Regions from separate parts of the Mus musculus genome. Here all the other regions are linked to region 1. Evidence: chromatin loops called from intact Hi-C (ENCODE). Cell type or tissue: heart. All regions are shown on one strand.

The links. Peaks named below come from ENCODE experiments on the same cell type or tissue, not always from the same donor. Only the 100,000 strongest peaks of a DNase experiment are listed, where the experiment ranks them.
Region 2: a loop joins it to region 1, with 2.0 times the contacts of the local background. A loop is called at or near these places in 6 of 42 quality-filtered maps.
Region 3: a loop joins it to region 1, with 2.9 times the contacts of the local background. A loop is called at or near these places in 5 of 42 quality-filtered maps.
Region 4: a loop joins it to region 1, with 2.5 times the contacts of the local background. A loop is called at or near these places in 7 of 42 quality-filtered maps.
Region 5: it touches region 1 in a loop (4-fold over the local background); 19 of 42 quality-filtered maps call a loop at or near these places.
Region 6: a loop joins it to region 1, with 2.3 times the contacts of the local background. A loop is called at or near these places in 2 of 42 quality-filtered maps.
Region 7: a loop joins it to region 1, with 1.8 times the contacts of the local background. A loop is called at or near these places in 8 of 42 quality-filtered maps.

What each region holds. Positions count from the first base shown.
Region 1 is chr8:4,248,481-4,252,480 of GRCm38, forward strand. It overlaps Tgfbr3l (transforming growth factor, beta receptor III-like), which reads left to right. Exons shown (of 7, transcript NM_001195258.1): 2 at 725-861; 3 at 946-1,266; 4 at 1,787-1,901; 5 at 1,987-2,145; 6 at 2,369-2,441; 7 at 2,813-2,943. The coding sequence ends at 2,831. Among named protein-coding and RNA genes, the nearest start is that of Tgfbr3l, 2.3 kb to the left of the region's middle. In heart, a CTCF peak has its summit at 2,303 (motif pointing right); DNase peaks (open chromatin) are centred at 991 and 2,311; H3K4me3 peaks cover 1,830 bases; H3K27ac peaks cover 2,087 bases.
Region 2 is chr8:4,164,063-4,168,062 of GRCm38, forward strand. It overlaps Evi5l (ecotropic viral integration site 5 like), which reads left to right and starts at 2,505. Exons shown (of 20, transcript NM_001346730.2): 1 at 2,505-2,701. All of the region lies in intron 4 of 4932443L11Rik (a long non-coding RNA gene), which reads right to left. In heart, no CTCF peak of the experiment used is centred here; a DNase peak (open chromatin) is centred at 2,199; H3K4me3 peaks cover 2,054 bases; H3K27ac peaks cover 1,033 bases.
Region 3 is chr8:4,586,420-4,590,419 of GRCm38, forward strand. No RefSeq gene overlaps it. Among named protein-coding and RNA genes, the nearest start is that of Zfp958, 25 kb to the right of the region's middle. In heart, a CTCF peak has its summit at 2,088 (motif pointing left); no DNase peak of the experiment used is centred here; H3K27ac peaks cover 446 bases.
Region 4 is chr8:4,676,406-4,680,405 of GRCm38, forward strand. Gm6410 (a long non-coding RNA gene) reads left to right here. Exons shown (of 2, transcript XR_378684.4): 1 at 1-2,161. Among named protein-coding and RNA genes, the nearest start is that of Gm6410, 3.6 kb to the left of the region's middle. In heart, no CTCF peak of the experiment used is centred here; DNase peaks (open chromatin) are centred at 296, 1,076, 1,556 and 2,136; H3K4me3 peaks cover 2,360 bases; H3K27ac peaks cover 2,146 bases.
Region 5 is chr8:4,322,818-4,326,817 of GRCm38, forward strand. It overlaps Elavl1 (ELAV (embryonic lethal, abnormal vision)-like 1 (Hu antigen R)), which reads right to left and starts at 2,283. Exons shown (of 6, transcript NM_010485.3): 1 at 2,069-2,283. It also overlaps a transcript of Ccl25 not described here. In heart, no CTCF peak of the experiment used is centred here; DNase peaks (open chromatin) are centred at 1,964 and 2,364; H3K4me3 peaks cover 3,147 bases; H3K27ac peaks cover 2,381 bases.
Region 6 is chr8:3,626,179-3,630,178 of GRCm38, forward strand. No RefSeq gene overlaps it. Among named protein-coding and RNA genes, the nearest start is that of Stxbp2, 2.9 kb to the right of the region's middle. In heart, a CTCF peak has its summit at 2,041; no DNase peak of the experiment used is centred here; H3K27me3 peaks cover 530 bases.
Region 7 is chr8:4,191,717-4,195,716 of GRCm38, forward strand. It overlaps Evi5l (ecotropic viral integration site 5 like), which reads left to right. Exons shown (of 20, transcript NM_001346730.2): 9 at 1,404-1,501; 10 at 1,590-1,650. Among named protein-coding and RNA genes, the nearest start is that of 4932443L11Rik, 12 kb to the left of the region's middle. In heart, a CTCF peak has its summit at 1,719 (motif pointing right); a DNase peak (open chromatin) is centred at 1,735; H3K4me3 peaks cover 540 bases; H3K27ac peaks cover 417 bases.

The sequences.
Region 1 (4,000 bases):
TCCCAGACTAGCCCCTCTGCCAGTTGCCTTAAATTTCTCAACCAAGTGATGGTAAGGGCTGTGGATATAGGGTCAAGTGTGCAAATCATTCGTGATAAACCCCCAGCTAACTGCTGCTTGAAAGCAGTCATTTGCTTGTATAGGCTGTGTGTGTGTGTAAGTGCAAGCCTGGGTAAACACAAAAGAGACCATCCACCCTTACCTCTTGGTGCTCTCTCTCCTCTGTTTGGGGACTTAGAGATCTGTTGAACAGAAATTCCCAGTCCTGTTGCCTGTCTGTACTGAGCCTCTGCCCTCTGGAGGGATACGGGTGGGCACCCTCCTGACTGCAACAGATGCCAGTAACCTACTTCTCCTTAGTGGCCAGTAGCTCATACTGGATCTTTTAGACTCTAAGGCTTTAGCAACCTGGGCAAAGCAGAGAATCCTGACTTCATCTCTGCTGACCACCACCACAGGAGGGCATTAACTCCGTGTGTCCCCCACATCCCCTTGCCTACTCTGCAAATGGCACAAAAGGTCAGAAAATGAAAGAGCACAGCTTTGTGCTGGCTTCAGCTTCTACTAGGCCCTGATGCCACTAAGCGGTACATGGTTGTAACTTGGAAAGAATTTGGCATGCGGCTGAGCATGGGTAAAGAGACCACCTGTAATGCATCCCTTTTCAAAGCGAGACAAGGGCTCCCTAGAGGGAATTGCGCCCTTGCTATGTGCTCTGTTTCAGCACCTCTGTTACCTGGGGCGCCTGGCCCCTGGCTGCGCAGACCCCTTTTCAGTCTGGAGTTATCAGATGCAGAGGACGCGTTCCCTCGCCGCGCAGGGCCACTGGAGGTTCCGGCGGACAGCCATGTGTTTGTGCAGGTGCGGGCGCCTTAAACGACGAGGGTGGCTGGGAAGAGGGATAGATGGGGACTGGTCGACCTTGATGGCGCCTTGATCCTGCAGGCGGCCCTGGCCCGTCCTTCACCGAGATGGGGCCTAGCCCTTCACCGATGCTCAGTAACACCTTCTTCACGCCCGACCCTGGGGCCTGCCCTGGTGCTTCTACGTGGGGGCTGCCCCGCCGACGACTCTGTCAGCTTCTCACCACCTCCACGCCCGGATGCTGCTAGCGTCTCACGCTTCAGCTTTCGCCTGCGTCCGGTATTCAATGCCTCAGTACAGTTCTTGCACTGCCAGATCAGCCGTTGCCGCCGTCGCAGCAGTCACCACCGCCGAGCTGTCCGCCTGACACCAGTGCCTTTGACCCCACCAGCACCATTGCGGGTGCGCTAACAGAAACAGTAATCTCGGCACCTGCGGAATATTCTCTAGCTAGGCAAAGGCATTTCTGGCAGCTGAGGGACCTTAGGAAGCAAAGTGCTTTATGGTCTGGGTCCCTCTCACAATGGGTACTGGGTATAGAGATATCCCTCATGGGGCTCTGCAGAAGGATTCCCGGTAAGTAGACTAGAAATGTACAGCCTGTGCTCTAAGATCCTTGGGTGGGATCTGGAGTCCTTTTAGGGCTGGAAGGCTGGATTCAAGAAAACACTGCGATCTATCTAAACTTCTGCACATTTGATTTGCAGGCCTCACTTGAGACCTAGAGGTTGACATATGGGGTGTTCTAGGGCTGAAACCGTTTTTAGGTTTAGGTTTATGGTTATGGTTACGCCCAGGAGTCCCGTGGTAACCTCCTAGCTCTAGTGGAAAGCTGGAAGCTTAAGCCCATCATAGGAGCCCTGGGAGACCAGACCCAGAACCACCAAGGCACTGAAGTCTGGTTTCTTCCCTTGCAACCCAGTGTCTGCCTCAGGATGAGGCATGTGCGGGCAGCAGCTTGAGCCTTGGTACCGACAGCCCCCACCTGCACATGCTGACACAGCCCATCGTGGTCACAATACCTCGTCCGTCCCCTAGTAAGCTCACAAACGGCCCTGGGACCGGGATGGGAAGGACAGCTTGGTCCAAGGCCTAGTCTCAGCCTTGCGCGTGTCCCCATAGGGCCATCCAAGAGTCTCCCAGGCAGGTCGGTACACCCGGAGCCACCCGCTCCAGCCCCTGCAGCACTGGAGCCTGCACCGGTGGTGGCATTGGTGTTGGCGGCCTTCGTGCTGGGTGCTGCGCTGGCCGCTGGGCTTGGTCTCGTCTGCGCACACTCAGGTACTGACTTCTGCTCCGCCAGAACCCCACACCTATTTCCACACGTTCAGACAGTCTAGTAGTCTACCTGCCCCACCCCCAACCCCGTGAGCCCATATCCCTGAACCTGCCTCCAGGATCTGGCCCTTAGGGCTGGTACACTTGTAGCAGCTCCCACCAGGGGGCGCGCTTAATCTGGCGCAGGGCACAGGCAACTCCTATTCTAGCTAGCTTCTTCTTTCAGCACCCCCACCCCCAGGCCCGCCTCCTAGAGCTTCTCTCAGCGGCCCCCAGCTCCAGAGACCCCCAGTAGGCAGGTAAGTACTGGGTGTGAAGGTCTGAAGCAAGAGCTATGAGAAGGGCATGGTGGTAAGGATCGTTCTTAGAGTTTACTCATGGGACTCCAAGTACTTTGTGCATTCATTTAATCTTCTTTTGAACAACATTCAGATAGATAGAAGAAGAATGCTTTTATGAGGCTAAGTAACTTGTCAAAGGTGGAGCTGCAAATGGAATTTGGGAGATGGGGTCCCGAGCAGTGAAGAACGGGGTCTTTAGGACTTGAACAGATATGTAAGAGGGATTTATACAGTTTTAGTTTCACACACCCCAATACATAGATTGGTGAAGGAAGCCAAAGCTTGTTGGGAGAATGTGACCTGAGCCTCTGTCACCCCCTCTCCCCCAGAGATGGCACCACCCAGTGAGGTCCTGAGATCCACTCAGCCGTGGTTTACCGTTCAGAAGGCCTCCTGCGTGTCTTCTCTCCCCTCTCCCTGTCCTCACTCCCCTGTTCAAAATAAATTGGTGACCTGCTAACTTCTGGTGGAGTCAATATGCTCCCAAACATGGGCAGGGGTGGAGTGCACGAGGGGAGGCTCCAGGCTGTACCTTGGGTCCAGATGTGGGGAGATTTGTGGCTTGGAAAGACTTAGAATGGAGGGGTGGGACTCCAACCCCCATGAACACATACAGCCAGGGAGAGACATGGGCCATTTGCCTGAAACAGAAAAGCACACACAACCCAGCCGGCTTACGTTTAAATAGAGTCTTCCTTTCCTCCCTCCTTCGTTCTCTCCCAAGTTGGACCTTCTTTGTTCTTTACTTCCATGTCCCTCAACCAACCTCCTCAAACTCGAGTCTCATCCTTGTGTTAAGCAAATGTAATGGCTATTCCTGGTTGCCAACTTGACTATATCTGGAATGAACTACAATCCAGAATTAAAGGGCTCACCTGTGATCCAGATCTTGAGGCTGGAAGACACAAGTTTCTGACCTGGATTTTAGCATGGAGATCTTGAGGCATAGTGGCCATGAAAAGCAAAGGCCCACGTAAGGTAGTACACACCTTTAATCCCAGGAGACGAAGGCAAGGGGATCTCTGAGTTCAAGGTCAGCTGGGGACAAAGCAGGTCCCAGATCCAGGCTTGGTGGTACACACCTTTAATCTGGGCCACACCTTCTGCTGGAGACCTACATAAGGACATTGGAGGAAGGAAGACTCACTCTTCTTCACCTGCTTGCACTTAATTGCCAGCACATCTGTTGGAGCCTACTTCTACAGAAGACTAGCTGAAACAACTAGCCTCGTGGGGACTGAGTCACTTCTAGATTCTTGGACTTCCATTCACAGCTGCCCATTGTTGGGTTAGTCAGGCTGCAGACTGTAAGTCATCACAATAAATTCCCTCAATAGAGAGACATTCTGTGACTCTAGAGAACCCTGACTAATACAGCAATAAAGGAACTTCCGGGTTTAATCCACCAACGAGGAAACAGGCTTGGCAATACTATATCCCCTCAGAAGTGTCTAGGGCTGTCTGCCCCCATAACCCAGACTTATTTTTCTTGCAAGGCAGGTTTTCATTGGAGCCCA
Region 2 (4,000 bases), 84 kb before region 1:
TAGATAAGAAATTTTTAATTTTTTTTTCAAAATAATTTCACTGTACTAAGAGGCCAAAAGAGGCATAAGAGGATATCCTAGAACTGGAGTTACAGGTAGTTGTCAGCCACCAGATGTGGGTGCTGGGAAGTGAACTCAGGTCCTCTGTAAGAGCAATTATCAATCTTAACTCCCGACTGAACTGTTCAGGTGCCTATCCTCCTCTTTTGAGCCATGCTTCCATGTAACCTAGGCTGGCCTCAGAGTCACTGTGGAGCTGAGAACGGCCTCGAACTTGTCTTCCTGCCTTCACCTCCCTGAGCTGGGGACTACAGGTGTTTACTACTATATCTTTTTTTACCAACGTGCTAGGATCAAACCTGGGGCTTCGTGCATGTTAGTTAGGTAGGCACTCTACCAACTGAGCTGCATCCTCCGCAGGAGGTTGATTTCAACTTGATGCTGTTAAATAGCACAGCACACAAACGGGCTGTAGAAGAACTTTTCTTTCCTTTTCTTTTCTTTTCTTCTCTTTTTTTTTTTTAGATGAGGGAAAGGAATACAGAAATGTGGATGGAATGAGGTTTTCAATCACCTGAGTATTTAGTAATAGTCTAGTTTTTCTTAACAGTTTCAAAATTTTAATGGGGCAATATAGATAAAAGAGGGAGAGTGTATGAGATCAACACTATAATACACATCCATGCACTCTGGAAACTAAGGTAGGAAAATTCTGAGTTTGACACCAGTCAAATGCGCTGCGAGTTGGAAGCCAGCTTGAGCTGTGGTGAGACCCTATCTCATAAATTTTAAGCCGGGCGTGGTGGCGCTTGCCTTTAATCCCAGCACTCAGGAGGCAGAGGCAGGCAGATTTCTGAGTTCCAGGACAGCCTGGTCTACAGAGTGAGTTCCAGGACAGCCAGGGCTATACAGAGAAACCCTGTCTCAAAAAACAAAACAAAACAAAACAAAAACAAAAACAAAATTAAAAATTTAAAAATCCATGTGACTGTCAACTGTTAGTATCAAATAGAAGCCCTGACTATACAAAAGGTTAAGATCTCAAACCTTAGAAATCCTGACAGTCCCTATTCTGAATAGACTCCTCTGTTTCCCCTCGTGTCCCCCCCCCCCCCCCCCGATCTTCAGCCATCATGCTGAACTTTTTTGTAGCCTTTTGTGAATCAGGCTGTACTCCACTACTCATCAGTCTCCTCCAGAGGGGAACCACTCCCCCTGCTGAACCTATGATCTCAGCTTTCCTTCTATGACACATCCTTCCTTGCCCCACCCTGTCCAAGGCCCATAACCCACACCCTGGAGTCATCCTCTTCTCAAGTCTTGTAGCTGTCAATGATGGGTCATACATGCTCTCTGCCCTCACTTACTTATTAAAAGAATCTAGGATCTGGCCAAGGTGGTGAGTGGAAGGTGAAAAGTGGGAGGATCTGGAGTTCAAAGTCACCCTCTGCTACACAGAAAATTTTGAGGTCATCCTAAGACTACAATAGACTCTGTCTCAAAAATTAAAATAAAAAAAAAATAAAAACAAAGTGGAAGGAGAAAGGGGAGGAGGAAAAAAACGAGGACAAGGGGGAGTCGGCAAAAGAACCAAGGTCCCATTCATTCATTCATTCTTCAAGCCTTTAAAGCAGCTCTCACGTGTGCGGCTCTGGACCCAAAGGAGACCTGACACCCCCTCCGCCGCTCTATACCCCATCCCCGCCCCGCCCCGCCCCGTCCCAGGAGAGATAATGGTTGGGGCAAATGAAGGATGCAATCGGCGTTTTGATGCCAGATTCACCCAGCAAGGGTAGGACCTGACCTAACCACCCGGCCACCACAGAGATGCTGGCTCTGAAGAGAGGCCTTCTGCATACGCCCGATCTAAAACCCAAGCCAGGAGCCCGGCCCTTGTCTGGTCCCGCCTATCCTTGCACCGAGACACGCCTCCTCATTAACTCCTCCATTTCATTCAGCCCATGGCCTTAAGTCCTACCGCCCAGGACGCCAACCTCATTCCCAGTCTCACGACTCCATTGGTCAAATACAAGAGCCCGCCTTCCATCAGTGTCGCTGACTGCTTAGAAGTCAGGATCTCTTTCACAGCACACCCCTCCCATCTCAACAGTTACCAGGGACGAGGTTTGAAGAGCAGATAGTAATGGACGGCTCAGAACCTCTCATGATTGGGTAGAATTCCAGCTCTGGGCGGGGCTTAGTGCTTTCAGCTAAGGGTTGCTCAAGGCCTCAGCTTTCCTTCCGAGGCACACCTCTCGCCCATCACTATTAGTAGTTTAGGTGTCGATCAATATTATTACTTATTTTGATAGGTAAAATTAGATGTCCATCACAGATTCTCTCATTTCAATTCGCTCCTCTCCTCAGAGAACCGTAGCCAGGGTCCGCCTCACGGGGTGGCTATGGATTGGTCAGGTCTTATGTCATTCTTCTACAGTGGGCGGAGCCAAAGGCCTAAGGGGGCGGTGAATTGGTTGACTGGGCTGGGGGGCGGGGGGCGGGGCAGCGGCTCCTGTCAGCGGGTGAAATGGCAGTGGCGGAGCCAGCGACGGCCGCGGTCCCCGGGGGTGGCTGATTGAAAGGGGCCGGGCCGCGGGGTTTGCGGGACCCTCGAGCAGACGTGACCGTGGGTCGGGGCATCGGACGACACAGCGCAGGGACAGCGAGGCTCGGCGCGGCGATGGAGGCGCTCTCGGCGCAGGTAGGGCGGCCCGAACCGGGCCTCTTCTCCTTGGGGGCGTCAGTGCTGCGGGGCCCCGCGGGGAAGCCAAACCAGGAGCGTGACCTGGGGTCGCCTCGCCTCCAGAATCCACGCTGGGAGCCTTGGCATTCCCAGTCCCGGACCCTGGAACTCCGGCCTCCGCCCACCCTCCTTCCCGATCCCCTCAGGATCCCTCCCAGGGCTCCTAAGACCCAGTGTCTCTTCGCGACGTCCCCCACAGGCTCAGGACCTCTGTACATCTTTCCCAAGACTCCTCTGTTAGAATCTGTCCAGGGCTTCCCCATCCCCCAGTCTGCAGACCTGCCCCCCCCCACACACACACACCATGAGCGTCTCCTTTCCAATCCACAACCACCACCACCACCACCCCGAGTCCCAGGACCCCTCCCATCTGCACATCTCTTGCCTTTACATCCCCCTAAACCTCCCACTTGGCTTCCTGTCTTCTGTGTCTGGCCTACACCCTCATCCTCTCCAAGGAGACCAAGATCAGAGCCCTATACTCTTTCTTTCTGACTCCACAGAAACCCATGCCTCACCTCTTAAACGGAAAGATTCCCAACTGAATCCAGAGACATCAGCTCAGCCTGCTCACTTGGCACCCCTCCTGCTCAAGGGCTCCAATAAAAACAAAAACAAAAAAAACATCACTTCTAGTCTTCTGAGAAGACTATACACTGTTGCTGATCTTGAGCCATCTAGATGGCATCTTCCTGAAGAAATGAACACTCAGGACTTCCCAAAAGACCAAAAGATAGTGCTGAATCCCATCCCCCATAGACACACCCTCCCCATCCATCTTTCTGATACAGAGTGGGGTCATTTAGATACCCCTAAATATACAGGAACCTAAGGGCCCAACCCAGACCCAGGCCCATGAGTGCTCTCCCCCCCCCATCTCTCTCTCTCTCTCTCTCTCTCTCTCTCACACACACACACACACACACACACACACACATGAGAACTTCTATACACCTTCTTGAGCCCAGTACCCTCAACAGACCTCCTAACTCAGACAAAAGACAGAAGATTGTGAGGTGGCAAGCTCTGTCCCCAGCACCTAGCCTGTCCCTTCCACCCCATTCTCTTTGAGTTGGGACTCCAGGGCGTGTCAGGGCCTAAGATCTACCTACCACAAATCTCTCCCCCCCCTCTCTCTTTCTTATCCTTTTTAATAGGAAGGACATTCTTTCCTACACCAGTGTCCCAAAAGGAACCAGTGCCCATCTCCAAATCAATGGCACCTCCCTATACATACCATGGGGAGTGAGATCTTCC
Region 3 (4,000 bases), 340 kb after region 1:
GAGAACTGTAGCTTCCCTGAGCCTTGAGCAGGCTGGCTCAGACCTGTTCTGCCACTGTGGACTAGACCACCTAGGGTGGAGTCTCCCGACCTAGATAGGTCTATTGTTCTGGCACCTGTGCACCTCTCCAAGACTCTGCTACCCGCTGAGAGGCTGAACCTGTCTTCCTAAGACATTCCGGAACAAGTGCTGACAGGCTGGGGACAAAGCAACAAGAGCCTGGCTTGGTGGGGGGTGGGCCTTCCCCCTTTATAAACTCAGACTCTTAAGTAAACTCTGGGGCCTTGATCAGTATCTTGTCTTGTCTCCTTATTTCCTTCCTTTTAGCTCCAGCCTCCCATTCAGGAACCATATAGCTGCAGGCAGCTACAGAGAACAAAGTCTTTGATGGGTGTTTCTGAGACTTCCTTTGTCAATGCAATTAATCTGAGTCTCTTCACCTTAGCCTCAGGCAGACTCTTCTGACAAGGGCAAAAAGTAGCCACATTCTTCACTAAAATACCACAAACACAGTCTTTAGGCCACACATTGGAATTATCCACTGAAACTTCTTGAGCCAGGTCCACTCAATTTAAATCATACTCAGTAACAAAGTCTTCCACATTCCTACTAGGATAGCCCATTATGCCCCATTTAAAGCATTCTACTGCTTTCCAAATCCAAAATTCCAAAACGTGCATTCTTCCAAACAAAAGCATGGTCGAACCTATTACAGCAATACCCTTCTCCAGGTGCCAACTTCTGTAATAGTCAGGGTTATCTAGAGTCATAGAATTTATGGAATGTCTCTCTGTATTGAGAAAATGCACTGTAATGACTTACAGTCTGTAGTCTAACCCAATAATGGGCAACTGTGAATGGGAAGTCCAAGAATCTAGTAGTTGCTCAGTCCCACGAGACTGGCTGTTTCAGCTGGTCTTCTGTAGAAATAGGTTTCAACAGATGTGCTGGCAAGTAAGTGCAAGAAGGCGAAAAACAAAAACAAAAACAAAAACTTCCTTTATTCAATGTCCATATGGTCTCTAGCAGAAGATGTGGCCCAAATTAGTGTGTATCACCATGCCTGAATCTGGGACTTGCTTTGTCCCAGGGTGATCTTGAACTCAAAGATCTCCTTGCCTCAGTTTCCTGGGATTAAACATATGTAGTACCTTGCTTGGCCCTAAGCTTTTCATGGCTGTCATGCCTCAAGATGTTCATGCCAAGATCCAGATCAGAAACTTATGTCTTCCGGCCTCAAGATCTGGATTGTAGTTCATTCCAGGTATAGACAAGTTGACAACCAGGAATAGCCACTACATATGTTTAAAGTCAAATCTTGTTGCACATTGTATAGATTTTAAACTATACCCAATGAGCAACTTATTAATCTTTAGGTAAAGAGTTTATCTAATCTCAATAATCTCTCTTTCTTTTTGTGTTCTATTTTGAGGGCAGAGTGCAAAGAAATCAGGTACACAAGATTTGTAAGAGTGGGGAAGTACAGCATAGAGAAAAGAGACTTGGAGAGCACAGAACAGAGCAAGTTTAGGTATAAGATATTTGGAAGTCATTTGTCTGTGGTAGTGAGAATTTGGAAATCAGGTGTACTAATTTGTAGCTTTTAAATGAGGCCAAGCTGTTGTAATAAAATCTGAGTCCATGAAGGAAGAGAGAATGCTTACCTTGGTTTGGGCTGGACTCAGAAAGCGAATAGTGCAGTCCAATTAGACAGGCAGTGAGAACCAGAGACGTGTGGAAGACACAGTGGGCTAAAGAGTCGGACTCTAGAGCTTGGAAGCCAATTCACAGATAAGTGATCCATCCATACCTCTGCAGCTGCAACAGGAACACGGGGAGAGGTAAGCAAGGCTCTGTCAAGGCAGGGGACTCGCTCAGGTTTGTGGTCTGAGGCCTTGGAGGCAAGGGTCTGCCATTGTGATCATCCTTGCTAGTAAGACCTGAACTGTAGCCACAGAGGGAGGGATGAGAGTGAAGTTCCCCCAAACCCAGACTTAAAGAGTTCAGGCCACTTGCCAGAAAAGAGGCAGAAAATTTCAGGATCACACAGGATGCTAAATTCTACAGTGCCCTCTAGTGGTCATTTGGACTAGTTACTGTGGCCAGGCCGCAGAACAAAGGAAAAATCCAGCGTTTGGGGCACCAGGTCTGAGAAATTTTCAGTTTGGATAAATTTTTGCAGCAGGCACCCCTGGGGCATCTGGAGATCGATTTTAGGTCTCTCTGTGTTCATTTTCCCCGCCTGTGCCTGGGGTCGCCCAGTGGGAATTGTGGTAGTCTGGCAAAGGATGTCTCTTAAGATCCACCCCCACCCAACAGAGACTCTGTTCTGGAATGGGCCTTTTGGATCCTGGACCCAAAAGAAGAACTAGTACTTAGGTGGCAGCTGGGAAAGATTACTCAACCCAATTTCAAAGTCGATTGTGTCAGGTAGAGAGGAGGATGAGAGGAGCAGTCCCTATGTGGCCAAGAACTGCTTGGCCCACTGTGTTGAAGGCCTAACATCCCTTGTAAGGCTGGACCCCAGTCACTCACTGCACAGACCCTTTCCCAGGGAGCAGGTCTGGATTACTGCAGAACTCTCAAGTGGATCAAGCAAGAACACTGCAATTAGTTAGGGTTCTCTAGAGTCACAGAAATTATGGAATGTCTCTATGTATTAAGGGAATTTATTGTATTGACTTGATTTGGTTCAACTAACCCAAAAAATGGGCAGGTGTGAACAGGAAGTCCAAAAATCTAGCGGTTGCTCAGTCCCACGAAGGTAGTTGTTTTATCTGGTCCAACAGATGTGCAAGCAATAGAAAAGTCTTTCTCCTTCCAATGCCTTTATATAGACCTCCAGCAGAAAGTGTGGCCTAGTTTAAAACTGTGTACAATCATGCCTGGATCTGGAACTTGCTTTGTCTCAGGCTGGCCTTGAACTCAGACATCTTCTTGCCTCAATCTCCTGGGATTAAAGGCAGATACTAACTTGCCTAGGTCTAAGCTTTTCATGGTCACTCTGCCTCAAGATCTCCATGTCAAGATCTGGGAAAAAAAAAAAAAAAAAAGTCCAGTGAAAGGCCCAAAGTGGGATCCAGCTCAAACAGGAGGTCCCAAGGCCTGACACTATTACTGAGGCTATGGAGCATTCACAAAAAGGTACCTACCATGTCTGCCTTCCGAAAGACCCAACAAGCAGCTGAAGAGTCAGATACAGTTATTTGCACCCAACCAATGGACAGACGCAGCTGATCCCTGTTGCTGAATTAGGGGAGGCTGAAAGATGCTGAGAAGGGCTATCCTGAAGGAGGACCAGCAGTCTCAATTAATCTGGATTCCTAAGATCTCTCAAACATTGGACCACCAAACAGGCAGCATACACCAGCTGGTATGAGGCCCCCAACACACACATACAGTACAGAACTTCTGGGTCTGTGTTCATTCAGAGATGCTGCACCTAACCCTCAAGAAACTGGAGATCCCAGGGAGTTTAAAGGTCAGGTGGAGTGGGGTGTGGGTACAACGATGTGGAGACAGGTAGGTGGGAGGAGGTATGGGATGTGGAACAGTCGCTAGAGGGTAGATTCGGGGGATAGGGTGGGGGTAGGGAATAAAATACGGAGTGTAAAAAAATTACTACTACTACTACTACTACTACTACTACTACTACTACTACTAAAAGATCTGGGCCAGAAGTCTGTGTCTTTCAGCCTCAAGATCTGGATCACTGGTGTGCCCTCCATTTCTGGATTGTACTTTATTCCAGATGTAGTCAAGATGACAACCAGGAATAGCCCTCACAAAGAGTGTCTTTGAATTAATGAGGTTCGTAGGCACATAAAAAGGATAAGGTGGCTCAAGAATATAGATGCTTGTTTTCCTCTGTGGCACTGAGGATAGAAGCTAGAGTCTTTCACATACTAGGTAGGCAGTTCACACTAATTACATCTCTCAGCCTTCAAAAACACTTTCTTGCACTTAGAAGCATGTTTGACAGTGGGGATTCTAGGGAGGT
Region 4 (4,000 bases), 430 kb after region 1:
ACAATCAACAAGGCCTGGTGTGCCATAAAGGTTCAGTTTTCTTCTTGAGAAAGGCATAGTTCTGCCACATGGGTAAGATGACAACCATGCCAAAAAGGGAAAAAAGAAAAGGAAAGAAATCTCTGTTGTATTGCATACTGGCCTGGTCAAGCTACACTTTCCCTGAGGTCCCCATGTCTGGAGCATGACCTAGCTCCTTCTGAAACCCAGGAACACGCTTGGCGAAGCCAGTCACAGCCTCGGGCTTACTCAGCTGGCTCCTTGGATGCTTACCTAGAGGTCTGGGTGTAGAGATAAAACAGAGCTCGTTTCCTAAAACCAGGAATGTGCTTGGGAGTGCTGGTAATGGTGTGGGGCCAGGGCCTTTGGAGGGGGAGGGGTTGAATCAGATTCTGAGAGCACAACTCTTCCTACCATATGGGGCTGTGGTTATCAGTCCCAAGGCCACGAGAGGCTCGGCCAGAAATGTTTTTCATTTACACTGAGTTCCTCTTGTGCAGCACAGTTTGATTAGACTTCTCCTGAGTGTGCCACATTGTATGATGCTTCTGCTGACTTCGTAGTTTCTTCATCTTTCTCCTGACTTCAGAGATGTCTCCCATCTAATTCCTTTTTCCTCATGTAAATCTTAAACAAGATGGTATTCTTAAGAAGCTTCCTTAGCACAAAAGCATATGCTTATCGTACAAAAACATGATAGGTGGCTGATGTGTCTGTACCTACTAACAGGTCAGAAAGGGTTTCACAGAGAAATTTTTATCTCGAACAACAAAATCCAAAATAATAAAATTAAAAATATAAACCCACCATGCTTGCAAAGTAGCTTAACATTGAACAGCAGATGTGTCTGCTGTATGTTATGTGATTTAGGGACAGAGACCAAATGTTGAATGTATGGGTGGCATGAGAATTCGCGTGGTAGCGGAACCGCAGCCTGGACTTCCGGTCCTCTAGCCCGCCGGCGCAGCAGTGCATGCGCAGATTCCCCGTCCTCGAATATTCCTCCGTTCCGCGGTTTCTCCGCCTCGACACGCCCCCCCTGCCGTTCAATGACCGGGGATTGGAAACCCGTGCCGTCAGTCACTGGCCAGCGGGCGGGGCTTCCTACCATCTCATGTCAGTGCAGTTGCTGTCATGGCCTTGCCTCAGCTCCTTTATTCACGGGAATCCCCCTGCCTCACTCTCACACCCGCTGTCATCCCCCGCCCCGTGCCTCAGCTGCAGACAGTGATTCCGTTTCCCGCTCCCGCTTCGCTCCTCAGCCGCCGCCGCAGAGGGGCTCCCGCCGCCCACTGGAAGCCTCTCCGTGCCGTCAGTCACGGTGCCATTCGGTACGACCGGAAACAGCGAGCAGGACGGGGCACGCATGAGGCGAAGCTTCCTGACTGGACTGCATCTCCCATCAACCCCTGCGGCCGCAGCAGACCGATCGGACTTCCTGTCCGGGCCGGAGGCACATCCTGTCTGGCGCAGAAAGTTATGGTTCAATAATTCTAGTGCATGCTGGGAGTTGTAGTTACTTCCCTCCTCGCGCGGGATCTCCTGTTTGCCACAGGAAGTGAGGTGGCGGTAGCCCCTAGGCATGCTAGGAGTCGTAATTCTGTCCCAGTCCCGGGTTTGGGTCCTCTGAGCCCCGCGAGGTTTTTCTCTGATTGGCGAGCACAGCTCAGTGGGCGGAGACGGTGATTGACAGGCGGAGGGGGCGGCTACATCACTGCGTTTGTTTATATATTGAGAAAAGAAAAATAAAGCGCAAGCCCCTGCCTCAGTCAAGGCCAAGCGGGCGGGGCTTCCTGCTGCGTACCGGAAGTCTCTCTCCTGTTGTCTCAGGTCCGTGCAGTCACGGTCATCCCCCTGCCTCAGTTCCTTCCTTACTCACAGGAATCCCCCTGCCTCACTCTTACACCTGCTGTAAATTCCGCCTCAGCTGAAGACAGACAGTGAATTCGGTTCCTGAGCCCGCTTCCGCGTTCTGACTCCTGTGACGTCAGAGCCGGCATCATCGAGGTGTGCGCGCACTGCCACGCCCACTGACGTAGACTTTGACGCCGAGGCCGGGGTTTCCCCGTCCCAACGGTAACTGCCGCGACCCATGCGCCCCGGTCGCTCGGTGACCCCAATGTCAGTCAGACGCCTCCGTTCCCACAGCCGCCGTGACGTGGTAGGTCACAGCCGCTGCCGACACGTCTTTATGTCACACCCACTACACCTAGATCACGCCCACACGGCTTTAATGCTGTTCCCACTACACTCAAGCCACACCCATTACACTCAGGCCAAGCCTACACAGCTTCATGCCCTGCCCAATACTCTCAGGCCACTACTACAGGACTTTAGGCCCCGCCCACAACACTCAGGCTATGCCCACAGGGCTTTATGCCTCTTCCACACATCCTTAGGCAACTCACACACATCTTTAGGACACTCACATCTTTTGGACACTTCCACTATACTCAGGCCCCTCCCACACAACGTTAGGCCCTCCCAGTACACTCAGCCCCCTCCCACACATCTTTAGGCCCTCCCACTACACTCAGGCCCCTACCACACTTTTTTAGGCCACTCCTACACATCTTTAGGACCCTCTCACTACACTCAGGCCCCTCCCACACGTCTTTATGACACTCCCACACATCTTTAGGACCCGCCCACTATACTCAGGCCCCTCCCACACATTTTAGGACACTCCCACACATCTTTAGGACCTTCCCACTACATTCAGGCCCCTCCCACACATCCTTAGGATCCTCCCACTACACTCAGGCTCCTCTCACACATCTTTAGGACACTTACATAGTCAGAACACGCCCCCAAATTTACATATACATTTACATAGACAGTTAGAACACGCCCCCAAATTTACAGAGACAGAACACACCTCAAATTAGGCCCGCCCAGACACTTTTAGGCCACTCCATAACATCTTTGGGCCCGCCCAGACATCTTTAGGCCACTCCCACACATCTTTAGGCCTGCCCACACATTGGTAGGCCCGCCCACATAGACATTTACATAGACACTGAGAACATGCCCACAAATTTACAGAGATATTTATGTAGACATTTACATAGTTACTCAGAACACAACCACAAATACACATAGACATTTACATAGACAGCGAGGACACATCCACAAATTTACATAGACATTTACATAGTCACTGAGAAGGACTGGCTGACTTCTGAATCTTTTTTTTGTTTCTTCATGTTAGGTTTGAGGAGGACACCCTACCCACGTGGCTATCCTCAGTTGCGAGTCACTGTGGGAATTATCCCAGTTGTCTTTTGGTCTTTTCATATATGTAAATGTATTTATAAATGCACATACAAATGATATGTAATTGTATATGCAATGTGCACGCAAGTGTACATGTAAATGCATATGTGAATAAGCAAATATGCAAATGATATTCATGCCCATGCTTTCAAATGCCACGCCCACCCTCATTTAGGCCATGCCCATGCAGCTTCAGAACATGCCCACCCTCCTTTAGGCCAAGCACACTACTCTGAGACCACGCCCATCCTCCTTCAGGGCACACCCACTACTCTCAGACCATGCCCATACTCCTTTAGGACACTTCCACTACAGAAAACACCCACAGATCTTCAGTCTACTCCCACTATTCAACAACAATGCCCTCAATTGGTCAGGACACACCCATACTTCCTAATGCCACACCAATCCTATCCAGACCACGCCCACCCATAATTCTTTAGGCCAGTTTCACCACACTCAGGCCACACCCTCTGCACCCAGCCATGCCCATTCCTTCTAATGCCATGCCCACCAGAATTAGGCACCGCCCACACATCTAAATCTCATTTGAATATTTGCAAATTTATTCATATGTGCATTTACATACACATATCAGTTGCATATACAATTACATATCATTTACATATACATTTATACATACATTTACATATATATAAAAAGGCCAAAAGGAAAAGAAAAAGAAGGAAAAAAAAGAAAAAGAATAAAAATAAGAAAAGAAGGG
Region 5 (4,000 bases), 74 kb after region 1:
AGCTGGTCCACACAGCTTTCCAGGAAAAGAGCAGAAAGGTCAGAAAAGCGCATAGTGGGACATCCCAAACTAAGGGCTTCTGATTTTAATGTTTAGAACCATTTGAACAGCCCAGCATAATTTTTCTTTTCATGCCCCAAGACTTCTTTTAATCAGGAGAAACATAGATCTGCATCTTCGAAAAGTCAACTCCTGCTGGTGTGCAAAGGACGGAGAGAAGCGGTGTGAGAAGCCACTGCGTAAGCACAGGAATGGGTATGTTCTTCAGTCTCTCCCTTTCTACTGCTGCCCAGGGACCTATCCCTGAACACAGCCAAACTGAAGTTGTTTCCCTCAAACCAGCACTTCAACAGAAACATTTCCTATTTCTCTCAGCTTCTTCACACTCCTTGAAGTCACAGCATTAAGAAAATATTTTTAGATTTATGTGTGTTTTGTTTGTATGGGAACCACATGTATGCTTGATGTTCTGCAAAGTCAGAAGAGGGAATGGGATCCTTTGGAACTGGAGTTATGGATGGCTGTGAGCCATCATGTAGGTGCGAGGAACTGAACACAGGTCCTCTGCAAGAGTAACAAGTGCTCCTGTTCACTGAGCCGCCTCTCCAGCCTCACACCATTTTCAAAACCAGACCTCAACAGTTTTGCATACACCAGTATTCAATATGTTGGCGGTATCTAGGACTTGCTTTCAAACCCTGCATTGGCCACTACAGTGCAAGAGATTATCCTGTTTCACTTTCTTCTCTAAAATGGATACTGTAACATCTACCTTAGGGGCTGGGGACATGCCCGTGAAGTATGAACACATGGTCCATTGTTGAAAGATTCTGGTGATTATTTTAACTGCATATTCCATGTGTACTGGGGGTTTCCTCACATCTTTACATCTGCACAATACTTTCCCCATGCTATTTCACAGGCATTTCAATACGGCTTATTCAAGATCTTAGGTGCTTCACCCAGATCATCGGATAGGGCTGGAAGAACTTTTCCAGGAAGACTGCTTAAAGATTTCTCACCTCTCTGTGTATGTGTTTTGGTGGAGGGAAAAAAACGAGAGAAAGAACCCTAGCAACGCCTCAATGTGTTTTTGGTACTCACAACTGGAAGAAGTAGGAGGCAGAGATGCTAATACTCAGTAGGCAGAAGAAGCCAGGCATGCTATCCAACTTTCTGCAATGCATAGGGCAGCCAGGCCCTCCCAACCAACCATTATCTGACTCTAACTGCCTGTAACAAGGAGGTTAAGAAAGCTTTAACATCCGATCTTGCCTCTTCTAGAGCTCTGGCCAGCGGTGTCCCACATGGACACTTCCGATAATGGAAGCTCTGTCTAGTGCAAAAAAGTTCTCCACCTGCTCTCCACATAGTAGGCGTCAAACCCATTTTGGCATGCTTTAGCAGCAGAAGACAAGAGAAAGGGAAGATCCATCATCACTACCCATTGTTCAACAGCGTGCAATTGCCTTTTTAATATTTACACGTTATTTTACAAATGAAAACGTCCCTAAAACAGCTTTGTTAGAGATGGCGATCAAAGAAAAAATTTCCCCTTTCTCTTCTAGACTTCTACACACAGACGAAAGGTTTGCACACTTCTAAAAGGACCTCATGATTCGTCGCGGTGTGTCCAGAAAATCGTCCACAAAAGAAATCTATGGGATTTCCCGAGGGAGCAAGTCTGTGGGCCATGACCTCTGGCGCCCAAGGTCCTCGCTCCACTCTTCCACCCCCGGATCACCGGGCCTCCGAGATCAACTATCCGGGGCCCCCCAAGCCTCGGAGCCCGGCCCCCCAAAGCGCGTGCCCACGCTGTGTCCTTCTCCCGCCTCTCTCGCGGGAGCCCAGAGGAATCTGGCCCGGCGGAGGCTTGTCGCCAACCTGAATCAAACAGAGTCGGTTCCCATTCGCCCAGCCGCGGCCCACACGCGCGTCTCCATACCCAGGCCTACCGCGGCCTGGGGCCTTCGGCCGGTGCAGGCCCGGCGGACGCCCGTGGGGCTAGGCGAGCTCAGGCCCTAGCGCGGCCTACTCTTTCGGAAGTCGCCGAAGCCTCCGGCCTCACCTGAACACGGGCGGGAAGGCCCGGGACTCTGCTCCGGGGCGGGCGGCGCGGCGATAACGGCTCCGCACGGCCTCGGCAGCGGTGGCGGCGGCGGCGGCGGCGGCAGAGCGGTAGCGGTAGCGGTAGCGGCGACGGCGACGGCGACGGCGACGGCGACGGCGACGGCTGCGGCTCCTCCTCAGCGCGCACGACCCGCTCCCCGGCCCCGCGGCCCAGACACGCCCCCTGCTCAGCGCGCTCTGCTATTGGTCAGTGTCTTTGAAGAAGCGACGCTCATTGGTTGGCATGGCTGTCGCGGTACGCGGGTGCGCGCGGCGTAGGCGGGACTTCCTGTCGGCGTCGTCCGCGGTGGACCAAGGCGCCCAGTGGAGTCGCGAAGTGGCTGGCGATGGCCGCGGAGAGGGTGAGTTGGAGCCTGGCCCGCAGTGGACGCCGTCTGGACGTCGAGGCCAAAGAGTGGCGCTCTTTATAGAACGCACGTCGTGTGATCCTCACAATGCGGGCTGTGCAGCCGCTTACGTCCAGAGAAAGCAAGTTGGTCATCGGGAGCCCTCGCTAGGAGGACAGGATCCCCGATTCGAATCCCGGCCCGGACATTTCCGGTCTGCCTGCAGTTGAGCACCGGCTGACGTCACTGAGCCGGGCCTCAGTTTTGTTATCTGGTGAAGCGGGTTAAAGGATGTGGTCAGCATGGTCAGCCTCTGGGAATCTAAAGTTAAAATTTCTTGGTTTTAAGATTTTTCTTAGTGTGTATGCATGGGTGTTCAGCCTGCATGTATGTTAACCCTGTGCACCATATGCGTGTAGTGCAGATGGGAGTCAGAGAGAAGGTCGGATCCTCCGGGGGACTATTGTTAACTGCGTTTGGGAGCCGACTACTGAACCCATGTCTTCTGTAAAAGCAGCCAGTGATCTTAATTGCTGAGCCATCTTTCCAGCCCCACTTCCTTCGAAATTTAAAATGCCTACTATGTGCCAGGCAGTCGGGCAGTGACCAGAAAAACAACTGCCTGTGCCTTTTGGAGGCTGCTGTTCTGGACTAGTGCTATCAGAAACGTATATGCCACCCTGTTTGATTGAAAACTTCTCTATTGTCTCTACCTCTGTCCACCGTTTTTTAGCGTGTTTGTTTTCTTTTAGTCGGGATCTTCCTAAGTAGTCCTGGCTTGGAACTTATAAATCACGCTGACCATTGCCTCATAGAGATCTGCCTGCCTCTGTTTCCTGATTGCTGGGGTTTAGGGTGATGTTTCATATGATCCAGGTTGGCCTTAAACTTTCTGTGTAACGAAGGATGTCAGTGAAATGATCCTTTTGCTTTCATCTCCCAAGTTCTAGGATTACAGGCCTGCAACACAGCCGCTGCGTGTAGGTAACCTTTTAAAAGTAGTTCTACAGGATTTGAAAAAAAGTTATATTCAAAATTTTTATATTATGTATGTATTTGTTTGTATGTATGTACGTGTTTTTAAAGGATGGTGTTTGTGTATATGTGTATAATATGTATATATTATAATATGCATGTGTTTGTGTGACCATCTATGTGAGAGTCAAAGGGTTACTTGGAGGCGTCAGTTCTTCCGTCATAAGAGATATGGGGGTTGAACTCAGGTTTACACTCAGCAACCAATGTCTGTTCAGCTGAGTCATCTTTATAGCCTGCGATGTCCTTTGTAAAAAAAAAAATATTTATTCACTTAACATCCCAATTGCTGCCCCCACTCCTGGTCCCCTTCTCCTTCTCCTCTGAGAGGGTGGAGCCCCTCACCTTGGCATATCAAGTCTCTACAGGGAGAGGCACAACTTCTCTCTAAGGCAGACAAGGCAGCCCCGTTAGGGGAGCATATTCCGCTTGGGACATCCTTCATCAGCTCTGTACAGTAAAACTTTAAAGAAGCCACAAAATTGTCAGCTATATGGCAACTTAAATTT
Region 6 (4,000 bases), 620 kb before region 1:
CTCCAAGATACCTTTCAGGAAACCAGTTAAGCTTCTTTTTTTCTGGGATAGTGAGGTAGTTCATGGGCTAAGAGCACTAGCTGCATTTCCAGAGTACTAGGTTTGAGTCCCAGCACCCACATAACAGCTCACAACCATCTGTAGCTTCAGTTCTAAGGGATCTATTGCTCTTCTCTGGCTTCTCTGGGCACCAGGAACACTCATGGTGTGCAGACATACATACAGGTAAAGCAGCCATACACATAAAACAAATCTTTTAAAGTGTTTAGATAAATAAAGTTAAAAAGTTAATTTTCTTTCACTTGGGGCAAGTGAGGTAGGATCTGTGTAGTAGTGTATTGTGCACATGTGGTTCGTGCATGGGTTTGTTGTAGTGTATGTGTGCACGTGTGGTGTGTGCATGGGTCTGCATAGTAGTGTATGTGTGCACGTGTGGTGTGTGCATGCTCATATGAAGACTGGAGGTCAACACCAGGCGTCTTTCTGTAGTGCTCTCTACCTCTATTTTTGAGACATGGCCTGGAAAATTGTGTGTCCTGGATTGCTAGGCTGGCGTGGCATCGAGCATCCTGGCTTTAGAGTTGTTTTTGTATTTATTTTGTGCATCTGGGTATTTTGCTTGCAAGTATATGATGTGCTCATGAGATCAGCAGAGGGCATTTGGACCCCTGAGATTGGAGTTATGGATAGTTGTGAGTCACCATGGAGGAACTGGCAATTGAACCTGGGTTTTATGGAAGAGAAGCCAATCAGTACTCTTAAGCACTGAGCCCTTCCCCCTCTCTCCTTTCTTCCTCCCTCCCTCCCTTTCTTAAAATGTAGCCCTGGTTGCCCTGGAACTCCTGCTGTCATTCTCAGGAACACTGTCCACTTCTTTGAGACACACGTGTAATCCCGAGTCAGGAAGATCTCAAGTTCAAGGCCAACTTGAACTACATAGGAAGCTCCAGGTCAACCAGAGTTACATAAAACTATCCAGGATCAAACGCCCACGAGACCAAGACAGGAAATACATGCCTTGCAGGTTAAGGACTGTGTGTGCAGTTAAGAGTTAGGAGTAAGTTCCTGTTTCTTAGATCTGATGTGAACTTTAAGTTTTTAAGACATACACTAAACCTGAGGCCCCCTTCACACGAATGGTTCTTCCTATTTCTTTCCTTTCATTGTTTTTTTTTTCTAACAATGTATCATTTACAGGGGCAACTCTGTGTTATCTCTCCTATAAAAGGGACAAGAGGCCAGCAGGGCTGCTCTCTAAAATTCCGTAGAGACAGCCGGTTGACCAGCCCTGGGTGCACCCCGAAGTACAGTTTGCTTTAGTCAGACAATTGTGGACTTGGCTTTCCTCCTCACAATTCTCAGGCTTAACTTAACAGCCAGATGGTTTATGGCATAGATGTATAACACTTTAGTATGCCAAAAGTCATTACTCTGTGTACGTTTGCGAGTGTCATGACACACATGTGGAGGTCAGCTTCCAGGACTCAGTTCTCTCTTCCAGCATCTAGTTTCCTGGCTTGAACTGAAACTTCAGCCTTGGTAGAAAGTGCTTTTCCTGGATGAGCCATCTCACCAGCTCTGTGAATGACTTTTCAACAAAGCTTTAAAGGAGAAAGAGTTTTATTGTAGTGAAGAGATACCATGACCATGGCAATAATTTTTTTTAGATCTTTATTTATTTATATTTGTGCACTGACATTTTGCCTACATGTGTATCTTTCTGAAGGTGTCAGAATTCTGGGAGCCAGAGTTACAGACAGTGGTGAGCTGACATGTGGGTGCTGGAAATTGAACCCAGGTCCTCTGGAAGAGCAGCCAGTGCTCTTAACCACTGAGCCATCTCTCCAGCCCCTGACCATGGCAACTCTTATAACGGAAAATATTTAATTGGGTCTTGCCGTGTGCCACACATAGCATAGCTTGAACATATACGACCTCAAAGCCCCACCTCCACAGTGACACTTCCTCCAACAAGGCCACACCTAATAGTGCCACTTTGTGGCCCAAGCATTCCGACACATGAGTCTATGGGGCCATACCTATTCAAACCACCAGAGGTCCCAAGTCCTACTTAGGGTGGCTGGCTGTCCTTATTCACCTGTAACTGTAACTGTTAGATCTTATGGGTTGATCCTGAGGGTGCGGGTTTGTATTTCCAGTTACTCAGAAGGCTATATATAGCAGGAGGATTACAAATTTAAGGCCCACCTGGTGAGTCAGTGAGAACCCATTTCAAATTAAAAGAAAACTGGAGCTATACCTCAATAGAGAGACAAAAATGTTTTTTGTTGTTTTTGTTTTTCTCAGCATAACTCTTGTCTTGACCTAAGAAACCCATCAAAGAAGGATAGGTCAGTTTTGTCAGGTCCCAAATAAGACTCAGCATTAGGTCTCAAACCAGTTAGCTGAGGTGCATATCAGCATGCCCAAGCACACGAAAACCTCCATGCTTACTGAGGCTAAACCTGTGGCTTCTCTCTGCTTTTCTCACTTCTGCCTCTACCCTAAACCTCTCCAGCTTAGGGGCTTCTCTTCCCTCCTTGTAGCTTTTGATCCCTATATAACCTAGCCATTTTAACTACACACTCTCTTGGTTCTTCTGTCTCTTGGATCAATCTTGGCTCTCTTGGTCAGCTTACCTCCATCCCCTTTTCTCTTCCTCTCACTGTCTCTCTCCTCTAATGGCCCAGTTCAGTAATACTGGTCATGTCTAGTCTACTACTTTCCCTGCTCTGGACTCCTCTAGATACCTCTGGCTGCACTCTCCCTTGTATATACAGTCATGTTCTCATTTTCACTCTAGTTTGACTTAGCTAAGAAGCCTGGTCACTGCCACTCTCCACTCCTGCTACCCACTTCTAGCTCCTGCCAGACACTTCCCACTCATATTAGGCACTTCTCACTTTTCTCCTGTCAGTCACCCTCACATGTAGCTCGCCCCTTGATCTCATATAGGATTTTTTTGAGAGACAATATGATATCATGTAACCTAACCTGGCTATTAAGAATCTATGTAGTCATGGATGGAATTGAATTCTGGATCCTCCTTACCTCTAGAAGTCACTGTGATTAATGTGTAGGGCACTATGATTGGCTTATGTGGTGCTGGGTTGGAACCCAGAGCTTTGTGCATAGTAGGCAAGCACTCTAACCAGCTGAGCTCCATTCCTAGCCACAACTTGGAGACTTAAGCAGCATCAAGAAACTAGCTCAGATGAGCAAACCCACATTCACAACTACCACCCATTAGATCTGAAACCTTGTGTCTGTGATTGATATAGAGACTGTTGCCCCTATGTCACAGGGTGTCAGCTCCTCTCTAGAGAAACAATGGAAGCAGGCCTCAAAATTCTGAGTTTAATTTGAATCACCTACCATATGTGTGTGTGTAAGTGTGTTTGATCTGTTTGTGTGTCAGCACATGGATGCAATTGTCACCCTGTGTGTGTGGCTCCTAAGGTCATAAAACTGTAACAAATAGCTGGAGTTGTAGCTCAGTAGTAAAGTACTTAGCAAATACATGTATGATCCTGTGTTTGATCCTCAGTCTCTCTCTCTCTCTCTCTCTCTCTCTCTCTCTCTCTCTCTCTCCCTCACACACACACACACACACATACACACACACATACACATACACTTTTAAGGACTAGGAATTCCTTCAAAGCTCATGAACCGTCACGGAAGAAGGGGGGTGGTACGAATGTAAAAGGAGGAGGCTAGGCAAAAGTACATTACATGGACGTTATATTCATGAACTTCCTGTACTCTTGGTGTTACCTGTGCAAGATCAGGCCAACATATCAGTTGGGTATGAGCGCCAACTGAGCTCAATGTGCCTCAAAACAAAATAAGAGAGGATGTGAAGTGTGTGGGGTGAGGCTATGCATTTGGAGGTATCGGGGTGGGGCGGGCGAAGGAAGTTGGGGGTGGATGATATGATTGTTACAGGCTAGAAACTCTCGTTCTTTTCCGAACTATTGGAATTTATTATGTACAACAG
Region 7 (4,000 bases), 57 kb before region 1:
GGTGACAGGCACTGGAAATCCCATGGCTAGTTGGTAGAGTGCTTGCCTAGCATGCACAAAGCCCTGGGTTCCATTTTACAGCATTATATAAGCAGGCATAATGATGTATGTCTTTAGTCCCAACACTCAGGAGGTGAAGGCAGGTGAATCAGAAGTTTAAGGCTAACCTGAGCTATACAAGATTCTAAGCAATAGGTCTAGCAGTGATGGTGCATACCTTTAATTCCAGCACCTGAGAAGCAAAGGTACGCAGATCTCTGAGTTTGTTTCAGTCTTGAAAAAAAGCAAACCAAAACAAAAAACAAACAAAGATTCTAAGTGACAAGGGAGGGGCTGGCTTCCCAATAGAAGTCACTCCTGAGCATCTGGGATCCTTTCTTCCGTCCCTTGAGGCCCCTGAGGAACCCCAGGCTCTGTCAGATACAACCCAGAGCCAGCAACCTAGTACTGGGGAGAAGAGAAGGCCAACACTCAACTGATTTGGGGAAGTCCTACTCACTCTTTCCTACCCACTTGTTGCAGGTCCCCAAAGCTTGCCTGCAAAGTAAACCCTGAGAGTAAACATTTGGGAGGTTTTCAGTATGTTTTCATCCCAGCTCTCAGCCTGGGGGACACGGGAAGGAGCCAGGCATCTTGAGGTAGCCTCATACCCTGCTCCTCCCTGCCTGCGCCTTCTCCTGGCACAGTCTGCTAGATCCAAAGCCAGCTTTCCCCTCACCATGGTTTCCCCATCACACAGGCCCCTATTCCCTCCCAGCATCCTCCAGCTGGTGCTTCAGAAAAGAATGCACAAAGACCACAGTTGTGTTTGCGAACACGGCCATACATTGTCCAAGACTGCCTGACTGGAGCAGCTGGGCAGAGGAATAGGACCTGTGTCCACTGAGCTTGTCTACCCACTTCCTACGGAGGGTTCCCCCATGCTCAGACCCCATTCACCCAGCCCTGCCTTCAGGAGGTCCTCTGGCCAGATTGTCTTAATTTTATTTATTATTAGTGTTAATGTGGGGGTGGGAAGAGGGAGAGAGGAGGAGGGCTCATGGCACACAGTATCTCACAATTCAATTCTCTACTTCCACTCTCTTATTCTTTCCACTGTTGGTTCCAGGGATGGGACTCAGGTCAGGCTTTGCAGGCCAAGCTGATCCCCACTCTCAGCCTCAGCCCCAGTTTTCTCACGCTTCCCCCAAAAGCCTGCTGGGAAGGCAGGCCTCCCTTCTAGTCTAGCTGTTCTCTCTCCTGCAGTCAATTCATTTGCACAACAAATGTTGGCTGAATAACCAAAAACAAACAGCCTGAGTGCTGAGACAAAGAGAAGCCTCAGGCAAATCAGAATACAGTTAGAGCTCTGGCAGACCTGGTGGTCAGGGCCCAAGTGACCATGACTCCCTGTGTCTCCACAGTACTTCCAGAGAGTCATCCCCCACCAGTTTGACAGCTGCCCAGACAAGCTGGTCCTCAAGGCTTATCAGGTCAAGTACAACCCTAAAAAGATGAAGAGGTCAGTGCCCGGGCGTGGAGAACTCAAATGGGAAGCCCACCTCAACCCCAGGGAGACGGGACTTTGACCGTGTGCCCCGTCCTCACAGGCTGGAGAAGGAGTACGCAGCTATGAAGAGTAAAGAGATGGAGGAGCAGATCGAGATCAAAGTGAGTGCCTGAGGCGTGGGGGAGGGGCAGAGATGGGCTCCCCTGAGGCTTTCCCTTACAAATCCAGAGCTGGCCGCTAGAGGGCGGGCCTATCTAGCGCACGGGTAGAACAGGCTGGCCTGGGCAGACAATCTCTGGCTTCGGATGACCCTCGCTCACTTGACCTTTCCTTCACCTGCCAGCCCCGCGTGGGAGCGCATTCCCCAGTTGGCATGTCCTCAAAGCTGGCCACACAACAGTAAACAAGACAGTCAAAGATCCTTGCCTTCATGTCCCCGAAGCACCCCAAGTCATGGGGCGACCTCCAATAAATCACTGAAATAGTGTGGATTCCACAGAGTGCTCCGGATGTAGTCATACAAGAAAGAGACAGTCGCGCCTGGGAAGACACTCTAGGTCCTCTAAGTCCAAGAGTCCAGTGTAAAGGGCCTAGGATAGAAGTATGTACCTGGTGGGCAGGAGGACACCCCGAAGGCTGGGGGCACAGAGGAGCCTCCCGGAAGGTTGAGAGCTAAGGAGTAGGGTTCAGGCAAGCCAGATGGATATGTAGGCTAAGGATATGTAGACTACAGTATGGGCATCCACTGAGAGCTCTGGTTGTGCTGGTAGCCAGCTTGCCAGCCCATCAAAGTCAGTGCCTTGAGTGCACAAAACGTCTGAAACTAAACTTACCTCTCAATAGCCTCTTCACCTCTCTTCATGTGATTTTAGCTGTTCACCCAACAACATCGATTGAAACAAAGATGAGACCTGGTCTTAAGTGACAAGGACCTGGCTTTCCAGATAAAGGCACTCTTGAGCATCTAGAGTCCTTCAATATCTTTCCAAGCAGACCCAGGTACTTCCAGGTACAACCCAGGGCCAGGATGAAGAAGAGAGGAGAAAGAAAAGCTCATACCCACCTACTTCAGCCAGCCAGCCAGCTATACATTCCCAAAGTCCGCTGGCCAAGAATAAGGGCCCTGCCACACGAAATGGAGGACAGGCAGGGTTACAAACCTACACATTAGCCTGGTTTTGTCCTCTCCAGTTGATGAGTCAAAGTGGTTAGCACTGGTGTCCCACAGAGGACCAGCTGTGTGACCCGGGCAGGTGAATTCACCTCTCTGAGCCTTGGAGCTTTGCTGTGCTGGTCCTATTACTGCCAACCTCATGCTCATTGTTCCTACCTCCTGTAGGAAGTCAGGGGCAGGGGTATGTGCCTGAAGGCTGAAGCACTTGGCCCTGCTTGAAGTTCCCAGAAAGTTTTCTATCCTGGGTTTGTGAGCCATCTCACAAGGAAGGTAGCTTGAGGGTTGCACTAGACCAAATGTGGTCCTTGCTGTGTGCAGATGAGCAGCCTGCTCTCATCTGGTGACTGTGGGGACCCAGGAATAGAAAAGAATGTCACAGACCTTGAGACCACAGGCCAGATTAAAAATTTCTCCAGAGAAGAGATTTCCCCAGAGTGTTCGAAGAGTCAGACAGATGTCTCCTCATAGGGCATCTTACAAGTGTCCTGCAGTTTGGTCTTTTACTTTTAGACTGTTTCAAAACATCCTGGTTTGATGCTGGGAGGTCACAGTGATGCACGACTTTAATCCCAGCACTCGGAGGCAGAAGCAGTTGAATCTCTAGTTTTGAGGTCACCCTGGTCTACAGAACAAGTTCTGGGACAGCCAGGGCTACACAGAGAAACCCTGTCTCAAAAAATAAATAAATAAATAAAACAAACAAACAAACAAACAAAAACCAATCCCTTATTTGTTTGCATCAGGAAAGGCAAGATGACAGGTGCATAGACAACTGCCTTTGAGAGAAGTGTTTGTTGAGGCTGAGGCAGTAGCTTAGTGGTGAGCATTTGCCCAGCATGCACAAGGCCATGGGCTCCACCCTCCGTATAGAACAATAGAAAAAAAGGAAAGAAGGGGCAAAGGATATGGCTCAGTGGGTGAAGTATTTGCTGTGCAAGCATAAGGGCCTGAGTTCCCTAGAACACACATAAAGAGCAGTAGTGCGCTTTTCATCCCATCCACAGAGACAGGCTGATAGATCCCTGGGGGTCACTGGCAAGCCAGCCTAGCCAAATTGGCAAATTCCAGGTTAAAAAAGGAGGGGTAAGGGTGAGGAGATGCCTCTGTAAAGTGCTTGTGTCTCAATCATGGAAACTTAAGTTCGGAGCTCCCAAAACCCAACAGTAAAAGCCCAGCACAAGTAGTGTGCATTTATGACCCTAGCACTTGGGACTGGGAGAGGTAGCAGGCAGATCCCTGGAACTCATTAGCCAGCCAGCCTAGCTCAGTCCATACACAACAGGCCTGAGCTTCAGCCTTATCAAGAAACTGCATTTCAGAAACTAACATGGAACAGG